2 separate regions of the Homo sapiens genome follow, and region 1 is linked to region 2. Evidence: chromatin contacts called from ENCODE Hi-C data. All regions are on one chromosome and are shown on one strand. Each heading gives the region's core, a stretch centred on a gene start or an enhancer-like site at or near the end of the contact. The rest is flanking DNA. Distances are from core to core; before and after follow the strand shown. Region 1 overlaps LOC105377923 (a long non-coding RNA gene). Region 2 has its middle 94 kb from the start of PRDM1.

Region 1 (6,486 bases), core at 328-2,827, 300 kb after region 2:
AAACAGGTAACTTTGCGTATCTCAGATAGGTGGGTGGATAATTCAAATTATACAATGGAGAGACTCGAGCAAAGGGGAAGTGAACTGCCCAGTGAGTTAGTGGCAAAAGCAGGGTTAGGATGGGCTTCTAACTTCTCATTCTGTGCTCATTTCAATTAAATCTCAATTCTTCCAATAAATGTCACCACTCTGTCAATATTTTGCCTCCATTTTGTTCCTCAAGACAGTATCTTTTTACTCTCTTGGTTTTGGTTGGCCCTTGAATTCTTTTGCATTAGTGATCTTGAGATTTTACTTTGCATACGACAAGGAAGAGTGTGCATGATGTGCTTGTTGTGATTATAGACAGAGAGCTAGAGATCTCACCCAGGGCAGCAGTCAGTGATGGACAAGTGAACAATTCTCCCTATCGAAAAGATGTTGTTCAAGGGCTTTGCTTGAGATTGATCTCTATAGAATGGAAGGTAACTTGTGCCAGCAGAAAACCAGTAATAGTCCACCTGAGCTGCTGCTGAAGCTTAGGAGGGAAAATTGTGGCAAGTCTGTGAAAGATGGTGAAATTGGAGCCCAGGCTGGACACAGAAAGGACATCTGATGAGTGAGGGTTGGCAGGGGGGACAAATTACCAAAAACACCCCCGCAAAATGAAAACCCTCCGGTTTCTTAATATAAGTCCTCTAACAAATACATATAAATGACTCATAATTAATACGGCAAATACTTCACAGTATTTCTTGCATCCTTAAAAGTTGTGAGTCAAATACTTTAAACCTTCCTTTCCACAAGGTTGCCCACCAGTGAATTTGCAATGAACCCTCCTTTTGAGCACAGACTCCTCTCCTACCCCTGCCGCCTTGTGTTCACCTCCATCACACCTGCCTCAGGAGCCTGCCTATGTCCTTGCTGGATTTGGCTCTTCAAGGAAAGGCTCAGCAAAGCCAAAGTGAACGTTTGCCCCTCTGACTCTGAGTGATCAGCTTGTGATGTTATATACATGCAGTTGATGAGGTTTTCTGGTGCAGAACACAAATAGAAATGCTGCGCCAAATACAGGCTCTTCATCTTTGAATTTATCCAAAAGCTTGAAATTCTCTGGCCCAAACAGATATTTACTGGAAAAGCAGCGAATTCTGGGATGTCAGGGATTGCTTTGAAGTTTCTCCTTCTAAGAGAAGAACAACCTTTTTTATATCACCATGGCCTCTACTGGGTACTTGCAGCTTTTGAAAAGAAGCCTTCAAAAGGCTTTTTGCTAATAAGCCATGAAGTTGAAAGGTTGCTTGTTTGTCCTGAAGACATTTTATCTGTGTGAACTACTTGGGGGAGGCAGAGGGAGAGGTGGTCAGAGAGGAATCAACACAGCTGGTTTCAATATTAAAGGCAAAGATGGGCATTTTGCTCTTTCTCGTGATACCTGCTTCAGGAGTCAGATCCGACACGTGAAGAGTGTCAGTAAGTGCGGGGGCGCGTGTGCTCCGGCACAGGCTGGGAAGGTGGCTGAGGGCTGTCTTCCCTTCATCACGCGCTGTGGTTATAGCATCTTCCCCAGTCCCTCGTGTCAGCACTCTTGGTTTTCACTAATTGTGAAAGTTCCTCTTTTTGCAGAAGGATCTACGTCTTCCTTGCCTCATAAAAATCATCCTGAATTTAAGCTGCAACTATAAAAAACCCCCGGCCAACAAGAAGCAGCCTTCCTGATCTAAGTTATGGGAAAGTGGACTTTTATTTTCTATTTAAAGAAATAGGAGTCTTCGTAATGCATTAGTAATTCTAGCCAAAAAGTGTTTGATATGAACTTGATTTCACAAAAGAAGGCAGTCTTCAACATACTCACCCATTTCTGCTCAGAAGCATCATCACTTTCAGTTTTTACAAAAAGTAAAAACTATTTTGGAATTGGAAATGAAGTCACTTTTAATGCAACAATCCCCACACAAAGTTTAAGAAAAAGGAACAAATAATTTTTTTTTAACTAGAAAAGGTTTATTGAACTTAGTGAGAATTTGGTATTTATAATCAAATACAGTAAATTTTAGCAGAAATGTACCATGCTTATTACAGGGCAATCTCTCCATCTTTAGTATTCCTTTATTATTTTCACTCATCTTCTGCTTTTCCACTAGACTCTTAAAAAAACACTTTAAGCTTCTTTCATTGATATATAATAGTTGTACATATTTATGGGGTACATGTGATATTTTGATAAAAGCATCCAATGTGTAATGACCAAGTTGGGGTAACTGGAACAGCCATCACCTCAAAATTGATCATCTCTTTGTGTTGGGAACATTCCAAATCTTCAAGCTATTTTGAAATATACAATAGATTATTGTTAACTATAGTTTTCCTCTTGTGCTACTGAACACTAGACCTTATTTCTTCTATCCAATTGTACTTTTGTACCTGTTGCCAACCCCTCTTCATCCCACTACCCTTCCCAGCTTCTAGTAACCACTACTGTATTCACCACGCCCATAAAATCAAATCTTTTAAGCCCCACATACGAGTGAGAACATGCAATATTTGTCTTTCTGTGACTGGCTTATACATCATGTCCTCCTGATTCCATCCATATTGCTACACATGACAGGATTTTCTTACTTTTTTGGAAGAATAATATTCCACTGTGTGTGTGTGTGTGTGTGTGTGTGTGTGTGTATCATATTTTCTTTACCAGTCATCCTTTGATGGACACTTAGGTTGATTTCATATCCTGGCTATTGTGAATAGTGCTGAAATAAACATGGAAGTGCAGTATCTCTTTGATATAGTGATTTACTTTCTTCTGGATCTCTGTGAAGCAGTCAGATTGCTGGATCATGTGGTAGTTCTGTTTTAGAGTTTTGAAGACCCTCCATACCGTTTTCCACAGTGGCTGTACTCATTTACCTTCCCATCAACAGTGTATGCGCATTCCCCTTTCTCCGAATCCTCTCCAGCATTTGCTATTTTCTGACTTTTTGATAATAGCCATCTTAACTGGGGTGAGATGATATCTCATTGTGGTTTTTCCACCAGACTCTTTTCTAATTGAAAAACATGTCTAGTGTGCCTCTGTGCTGTGATGGTGCCGCCCGTCACCACCCCTTGCTCAGAGCCTCTTTGCCTTCCTTTCCATTCCCTGTGTTCTCCCTGGGAGATCTCATTTGTTCTCTTTATTTTAGTAACCTGACGACTCCTAGATATATTTATTCAGCATTGACTTCTCTTCTGCACTTTAACTTAAGCGTACAACAGGAAGCTTGAACTCAAAACATTCCAATCTCAAATCATCCGGCATACCTTTCCCCAAAACTGCTCCCTACCGCCCCCCTTCCCACTGTCCTGTATTCCTTTTCCAGCACCCAATAGCCTAGGTGTCATTCTAGATGTGGTTCTTCCTCTTTCCTTAAATCCTGTCACAATTTAGCCTCATAAACTTGGCCCCTAGACTTGGATCCAGCTTCTCTTTTCTTCTCCGTTCCCATGGTCACTGCCATAGTACAAGCCCCGGTTGCCTTAATCCTGAACTTGGGCGATAATGTTCTACCTGGTCTCCCTGCTTTCAGTCTGATCTTCCTCAAATATGTTCTTTCCTCCTGAACCATAGTGATATTCCTAAGACACATTTCAGATGGGCTCTATTGCCCCCAGTGTTTCCTTCTCTGTCTGTTATACCAGACTATAAACACCCTGAAGTCATGGGCTTTGTCCAACCTGTGTTTCTATCCTAAGCCCTCATCACAGAACCTGTTAAACAGTAGCTAAGTAGTCAGGGTATTTATTGAGTGGATAAACCAATGAATGCTGTGGCTTCCAAAGTGTCAACAATGAGCTTAATGATCTCCCTAACCCAAATGTGTTAAGTATAGGGAAGCCCCTTCTTTGTATCTCACACTTACCTTGTATCTTACTACCCTTTAATCACTGTGCCTTGCCCTTGGGCCTTCCCTTGGTGTTCACCTTAATCTATATAAAGCCTAAGCTGGGATGGACTGTCATGGGTGGGCATGAGGAACTAAATGGGTTTGCCTTTTCTCAGGACCACCTTGCCCACCTCTTGTCTTTTGAGCCATTCGAGTATCCCCAAGTATCTTGGAGCTTTTCCATAAAGGGCCACTAAAGCAGGAGAGTCACTGAATCTGGATTCCTAGATCACCTCCCTGTGCCAGAGAGACTGTGTTTTGCAGAGGAACTCATAAAGCATAATTTCCTCCAATTTGTAGCATTGGCACCCACTTTGAAGAAATGACATATAAAAATTCAAATTAATGTGATATAGAAATTAGAGTTGATGGTTCATGTCACAATAGGATAGTTTTCAAGGATTCATTGTCTGCTTTTTTTTATGTATTAAACTTGCCTAGGTATTGACACTGCAATGCCTGTGTAAAGACTCGGTTGCCTGTAACTATTTAGCAGACCATCCACAAAGAGCTACCGTTGTAACGTGGAGTTGTTTGCACTAAGATGGTGCTATAGTCTGAATATGTGTGTCTCCCCATAAATTCTTATGTTGAACTCTTAATCCCAAGGTGATGGTATTAGGAGTTAGGGCCTTTGGGAGGTGATTAGGACATAGGAGTGCAGGCCTCATGAATGGGATTAGTGCCCTTATGAAAGAAACCCAAGAGAGAGACTCACCCCTTCTACCACGTGAGGATACAATGAAAAGGCAACATCTATGAGGCAGAAAGTGGGCTCTCACCAGACACTGAATCTGCTGGCGTCTTGATCTTTTACCCCCCAGTCTCCAGAACTGTAAGAAATACATTTCTATGGTTTCTAAGCCACCCAGTCTATGGTATTTTGTTACAGCAGCCTGAATGGAGTAGACCAGAAGTTTTCATCTTATACAAGTTGTTTTATTGGTTCAAATAGAGAACCTATTTCTTTGGGAGTTTATTTATTAGTTCTAACATTTATTTGTGATATAGGATCAGGAGCTTCAAAGACTTTTTTGCCTATGATGATGACTCACATGAAAAGGCTCACTATCAGAAAGGCATATGAATGGTTTTGCTGAATTTCATCACTTTTTCTCTACAGATTAGCTTACAACCAGTGGCGAGGTACCCAGACAACTCACCTTGCACGTTCAGGTCACTGGTTCCCCGCTGGCCTGGATAAAAGAATTTGGCTGGGTTAGTAACATCTCGGTCTGTGACTCAGGAAGAGCTGACACCAAGTGAAGGCAGGTGACCCACACAACAACCAGATTTAAGCCTCAAGGCCCACTGCCACCAAGCGTTAACCAAGGGAACCAATTGACTGCCGACTCTGGATAGGTAGGGTAAAAACTGGAAGAAAACGAGGCTAGGTTAATCAGTTTCCTCTGAGAACATGAACCCTGTCCTTTCTGAAAGATTTTTAAGAACTACAATTGAGATTGTGGACAGTCTGCAGTGGAAGTTACATTTGACCACCTCTAGACTTGAGGCTGTTATTTATATGAAAGTCTATTTTAATCAAAGGAAATCCTGTTTCACCAGCAGCACTGGCAGCCCTGAGACGCACGGTCTCAGGAGTGTTGTGAGGATACAGGCTGTCTTTAATCTCAGAATAAAAATATTTGATGTTTACAAGGTGTATTAGTGTAATTGGAATGTGTCTGCCTGTCTGCCGGCCTTCCTTCCATGGTGGGACCACGTAATTAAAGAGCATTGCGTTCATGTGGCTGCCTGTTTATCCTTTCATAGCCTCTCGGTAAGTAGTCACGGTCAAGACCGTTACCCTGGGCTCTTAGAGAGCTCATCCAGGCAGAGACAGCTGCAGCCAGAACAAAGGGGAGGCTGCACTCTGCTTGCAATCCTTCTGAGGGCTCTAGGGCAAAGTGGGATGAGACAAGTTTAACTTGGTGGATAAGAGACGCCTGGTATCCCAAGAAACTCTCAGTGCATGCATGGGATTATGCCTTGAAAAATGTGTGTAGGTGTATATATTAGGTTGGTGCAAAAGTAATTGCACAGCCTTTGCCATTACTTTGAATGGCAAAACTGCAATTAATTTTGCACCAACCATATATACACACACACACACATATGTGTATATACACCTACACACATTAAGGTCTATCTATCTTTTTTGTTTGTATCTATCTCTATCTATATGTATATCTTTCTCTGTCTTCAAAAAGTGATTTTTTTTTCTTCAAGTAAAAGTCAGAAAAGGAGATACTCACCCTTATCTCTTCGTGTATACCTAATTCCACGTTATGTATTCAAGTTCTATTCCTAATGCCTCAGGACTTTGCTAGTTGGAGCCTTGTGGGTCACATGAGCACTAAGAACTCAGGTTTCCTAAGTGAGATTCTACATTTATTCCTATCTCCTGTAATCTTGGAACTTCTAAGAGAGCCTGGCTGAGAGTAGGTGCTCAATAAGTATGTATTAAATGAATGAATGAATCTCCCTGTAGTGTTCTAATGAGTGAATGAATCTCCCTGTAGAGTCCTCCTCTTGAATTAGTCTGGAAGTCCCCAGGCAGGGTGTCTGCCATGTGCTCAAG
Region 2 (5,773 bases), core at 59-2,558:
TGTTTCCTAAATATATTTATCTCCTGGTCTGAAAATATTAAAAATTACAGTGATGGTAGAGAGGAAAGAAGAGAGGCATGCCTCTTTTCAGATCATTTGAGATTAAGCGAAAACTTGGACATTATAAAAATTTATTTACTATGTAGCTTTATTTGACAAAAGCATCTTTCACATTATCAATCATGAATTATAAATTTGATTCTTCATGCTTACGAGCAGATATAGTACTACTGTAAAATCTAGTAGGAACAATATAGTAACCATGGAGTGAAAGACTCAATTTTTAGGTCCTTTAGGTAGCTCTTTAAGTACTTAGGTTTTTAAGTGCAAAATCATTTTTATTAACTATGTTACTGTATTAGAATGATATATAGTGAGATAAAGACAAATTTGAAGATTGAGGGATGTCAGTACGCTTTGACGTATAAGTTGACTCCTATGAAAGTGATTAGTTTGGCTTTCCCTCTGTAGCTTTCTCACCTCCACATCTCAAGGATAAATAAAGTACAACCAGGCGTTTTCCATTTTTTCCCCCAGTTCTCAGTGGAGTATATAGCACACAGTTGGTGTTTAGCAAGTGTGGAAAAAAGGATTACTTAATAACTTTATAATGAGTGTTATATTTTTCTGGTAAGAATACCAGCTATAAAAATAGAACCTTGTCATTTAGAAATCAGTATACAAAGTGCACTTGGTTCGGCCTGGCATTAGTGATGAAGACTTGCTTACTCAAATCGACTACTTTCGGTAGGAACCACTGTGGACCAGATCCTTGCGTCAGTCCACATTCATTTTAGTTGCAGTGTAGACCGCAGCACATATCTTGTGTTTCAACATCACTCTAATTTAAGCAGCCCCTAAAGCTGGAGCTATTCTCACCAAGCATCTGGAGGTATTTGTTAATTCTGACCTTTTCATAAATGAGTGATTTGTGTCTTGCTTTTGCTTAGAACTTTACTTCTGAAAATAAGAGCTATTTAATTCAACATTTCCCAAACTTCCTTGACCATAGAATTTTTTTTTCTTTCCTAGTATCACAGCTTCCTATTGAACTCTAGCATGGGAAATACTACATTAAATCATTAGCTCATAATGACCTAGAGTTTATAGCATAAATCTTACTTTTCCCTTTCTGACAACTCTTTAGCTATTTGAAAGAAGCTCTCAAGCGTCTGACTCATCTCCAAACAAAATAGCTCTAGTCTGTTCATTCCTTCCTCCAAATATCTCCCATTTTGTCAGTGTCATTCTTGAAATTCATCTGCCAAGTATATACTGTGTACTGAGTAATACATGCCAAGTCATGTGCTGTCCTCAGGGGATGGAGTAGTTTAGGTTTTCATAATGCCAATATTGGATGCATAGTCTGGCTGCTCCGTAGTGCCATAATCTGACAGATCACATCCAGGGTGAGATTTAGTGAAAGGGCTGGGAATTAACCATAAGTTCTGTTTATGAAACATCCATCCAAATATAAAAACTCAGGCAAATTGTCAATGGATTGGAGAAAACCTCAATTCATAGGTATGAGTAAGTAGGAATTCAAGGGGAATATTTGCTCTCAGGGAGTTGCCATAAAACTAGCCAAGAGAGCCATGGAGCTGAAATATGGTATTCTGTTATCAGTCACCAAGATCCCCAGATAGAATGCGGCTGAGGTCAAGCAGAGAGGGACTGGCCTCACAAATGGGTGGTTTTCTGTGGTACTGGCACATACAGCAGGTATTTCTGATCTCTAGCTGTACTTGTTTGGGACTTGATGACTTTGTCTTTTTGTGTTGCCTAGTGCATATTTTCCAAGTAAGGTACGCTGTAGAAAGCTCACATCTGTAAGGTGGGTTTTGATACTCTTGTTACTCAAAACTGTTAGTTTTTAGCTTTCTTTTACAAAGACAGTCACTCATTGACCTAGAAACTGTCTGACCCCAACGATTTTGTAAAAGCCAAGAGAAATTTGTTATCTCCTGACTACCAGTCTTTTTTCTGCATATGCCATCTCAACCATGTCTTCCTGAAGAGTTTGGTCATGCTCACTACCTGTATTTCCATGGCTCCTTTTGTCATTGTTTTGAAATTCATTATAATGTAATATGAAATGTCAACTTACCCTGATGTTTCTTGTACTGTATCGATGCTGATATTCAGTGAAGTATGACAGAGCAAGTTATTGATGACATCTGAAGGTATCACCAGGTCTTGGAGCCAACTTTAAAAAGTGAGGGAGCAATTAAGTAAAAACTAAGTAATTTTTGTTTCTTATTTATTTTTTTTTTGAGACTGAGTGTCACACTGTCGCCCAGGCTGGAGTGCAGTTGCGCAATCTTGACTCACTGCAATCTCTACCTCCCTGGTTCAAGCGATTCTCCTGCCTCAGCCTCCCTAGTAGCTGGGATTACAGGCACCCCCTACATCCAGCTAATTATTTTATTTTATTTTTAGTAGAGGCAAGTTTTCACCATGTTGGCCAGGCTGGTCTCGAACTCCTGACCTTGTAATCTGCCTGCCTCAGCCTCCCAAAGTGCTGGGATTACAGGCATGAGCCACGGCACCCGGCCAAAACTAAGTAATTTGTGGACTGGATAGTGCATGCGATATTGGAGCAAAAAAATAGAAATGCCTGATGGGTTGCGATTGTCAGTAATCCAACTCAGATATACGGTGGACATCTTTAATTCTGGGCAGAACATTTAGAACATCTCAATAAAACCAGCTCTAACTGCTAATTCTATGATAGGCATATTGTCCTAGATTTTATAGAATTCCACGATTCATCTGTTTATTCAAACATTTGTTGAGCAAATAGAGTAGTGGAAGTTCTAGGAAGAACAAGACATGGTCTGTTGATCTTAAGGGACCTTCTCTTCTTACTAGAGAAGACAAAAATAACTGTACAACATAATACTTGGAAATTGCAATGAGAAAGGCGCAAATAAAGCACTATGAGGAAATAGAGCCGAGAGACCTGTTTACTTTGAGTTACCTTTGATACCTTGCTTGGCCTCTCAGCAGCATTTGACATTTGATCACACCTTGTTTCACTCTTGAAACACTTTCTTCACTGGGCACCACACCCTTCTGGTTTTCCTCCTAACTCAGCACCTTTCTCAGTTTCCTTCGATTCTTCTCTACTTTGACTCCTAATGTTGAAATATCTCAGGGCTCAGCCTTTGGTTCCGTTTCTGCAGCTACACTCAGTATATGAGCACATCCCATGGCTTTTAACACCATCCCTGTGTTAACTCCAGTATTTACCTCTCTCCTGAGCTCCAAACTTAATACCCAACCACCTACTTGTCATCCATCTCAGATAGTAATAGTTCACCTTTTTTGAGTGGGGGTAGGGGGTCAAAGTAGAACTCTTGCTTCTCCCCCAAACCTATACCTCTCCCTTTCTATTCCATCTGAATAGATGCGACCTAGTCATTCGGTCCCAAAATGTAGGAGTCCTAATTTAATTTCCCTTCTTTTCTCACCTATACCATAGCCATCAGTGAGTCCTGATGAACCTGCCTTAAAATATACTCTGAACCTATCTACTGACCACCTTCACTGCTACCATGTAAGTCTAAGCAACCAACCATCATCTCTCACCTGGACTACTACAGTAGCCTCTTATCTGGCCTCCCTGCTTCTTTTCTGCTCCCCTTCAGTCTTCTAAGTATAATGTGTTTCTTCAAACAAATGACATCGTGGCTGTTCCTTGATCAAAACATTTCAGCATCTTTCCATTCCACCCAAAATGTATCTAAGCTCCTTACCAAGTTCTGCTTCATCCGGTCTCTGCATCTGACATCTGTCACGCTGCCTTGGCTACTTCAGTGTATCTACACTTGCCCATCTTATGCCTTGAATATGTCAAGAACATTCTCCCTCCAGGGACTCTGCACCTGATGTCATCTCTACCTGGAATTTTGTTTGCCTGACTTGCCTCCTCCATCTGTGTATCTGCTTATATGTCACCCTTTCTTATAGGCCTTTCCTGACCACCTGATCTAAAATTATACCCCAAGCCCACTTCCAGACCCACCTCACTCTTATCACTTTATATTTCTTCATCACATTATATCTCCTCTTCATAGTATATCTCACTCTGAAATTATGTATTTGTTTGTGGCTTTATAGTTAACAGTTATGGAATGTTTACAGTGTCCCACACACTGTTCTAGGTGCTTTTCGAATATTAACTCATTTAATTGCAGAGCTATATGAGATCATCACTAGTATTGTCCCCACAGGGAAACTGAGATACAGGACAAGGAACTTTCTCAGCATCATGATAGAGTTGGATTGAAGCCCAGCAGAATGGGTCCAGAGACCACACTCTTACCCACTTCCTGAATTGCCTTGCCTTATTTTTGATCTCACAACAGACAATAAGTTTGAGGGCAAGGACAACTTCTCTTTATCCCCACACTTCTGGCATATCACAGGGGGTTATTAAGTATTTATTGAATGAATACGTTTTGATAACATTCGAGTAGGTTAGGAAAAGCTTCATTGAAGAAGTGGCTTTTGAGTTAGAACTTGAGGAAAGGGTAAAATTGGAGAAAGCGGGAAGAAAAGTGTGTGATGACAAGCTAGGTGGAACCACAGGAACAAAAACTCAGAGGGATGGTTGTACAATTGGGCTGCACCTAAGTCACTTGTAGGAGACAGGGCAAGATAAAACAGGAAAGGTATATTCTGACAAGATTATGAAAAGCCTTGAGTATCAGGCCAGGGAGATGAGATTTTATTTGAGGTGCAATAAGAGCCACTGAATATTTTTAGTAGTTAGATCATGTGCTCACAGCTACCTTTTAAGATGCTGACTCTGGTGGCAGTGTGCAGGGAGGTTTAGAGTTAAGTCTGTTCTAAACCTGGGAGAACAATGACAAAGCTACTGTTACTTGCTGAGCCAGTGGTTTTCCAGCCTTTTTTCAGCAGGAAAGTGTTCTTCAGTAAAACCTTGCTCAAATATCCAGTAGGTCAAAGAGGAGCTTCTCTGGTTGAAGCGGGGTGGCTGGCCCAGAAGCTGACCTGCCAGCACCCTCTTGCCTGTTATGCCAGCCTTTTGGGAACCTGTTCAGGATCTCTGTGCCCCTCAGACAACAGATTGAACAGCTCTTGCCTGGCCCTGTTGATTATAATAAAGTCTGATGACCAAAAGCAATAATGTCAAGAGTGGAAAGGGACATGGAAGAGAAAATAGAGGAAGAATCAACTGAACAATATGGGAGACCTGGAAGGAAGAAGTCAGTGGTGATAAAAAATCTTATGAAATGGGAGATTAGTTACCCACAAAAGAATTTAGTTGGGAAAAACAGATGATGTGTTTAGTTTTGAACCAGGATTAAGTACTCAGACTTGAGGTGTTAAGACAGACAGGGGTTCTCAGTGTTGCCTGCCCTTCCCGATTACTTGTGGAGCTGTTATCAAAACTACACATTCTGTACTCCACCCCCTCTCTTGCAGCTGGTTGAATCAGTTTGGGCAGGCACTAGGTCTCAAGATTTGTGTAACACTTCACTAGTGATTCTTATATGCACTACTAAAATGTTGTTGGCATAGAATCATCAGTGAGCATTGTAAATGTGCAGCTGCGGCTCCTGAGATCAGGGCTGGAAATCATCACCCACCTGGAAGGGAGGGTTGGAGCCAAGAGTTTGGCATGGAATTGAATCAGTCACACTTGCCAATGGCTTTCACATCTTTCCCCCTCTCCCCATCCTCGCTGCAGATTCATTCAAGCCACTAACATCTCTTCCCTGTTACAGTGGCCTCAGAACTACAG

Evidence for each region. Hi-C counts contacts between places; a loop is a spot of excess contacts on that map. Pooled maps may share reads with other maps.
Region 1: a pooled map shows a loop between it and region 2 (2.0-fold over the local background). The contact joins two enhancer-like sites. A Hi-C loop is called at or near these places in 3 of 37 single-sample maps with no recorded cell type and 3 of 50 pooled maps.

The regions. Positions count from the first base shown.
Region 1 is chr6:105,875,407-105,881,892 of GRCh38, reverse strand. The region is part of intron 2 of LOC105377923 (a long non-coding RNA gene); the gene reads left to right. Among named protein-coding and RNA genes, the nearest start is that of PRDM1, 210 kb to the left of the region's middle. Within about 2 kb of position 1,577, at least 6 of the 41 ENCODE cell types and tissues checked have a DNase peak (open chromatin) inside an H3K27ac peak, as active enhancers do.
Region 2 is chr6:106,177,671-106,183,443 of GRCh38, reverse strand. No RefSeq gene overlaps it. Among named protein-coding and RNA genes, the nearest start is that of PRDM1, 94 kb to the right of the region's middle. RefSeq lists a silencer at 810-859. Within about 2 kb of position 1,308, at least 3 of the 41 ENCODE cell types and tissues checked have a DNase peak (open chromatin) inside an H3K27ac peak, as active enhancers do.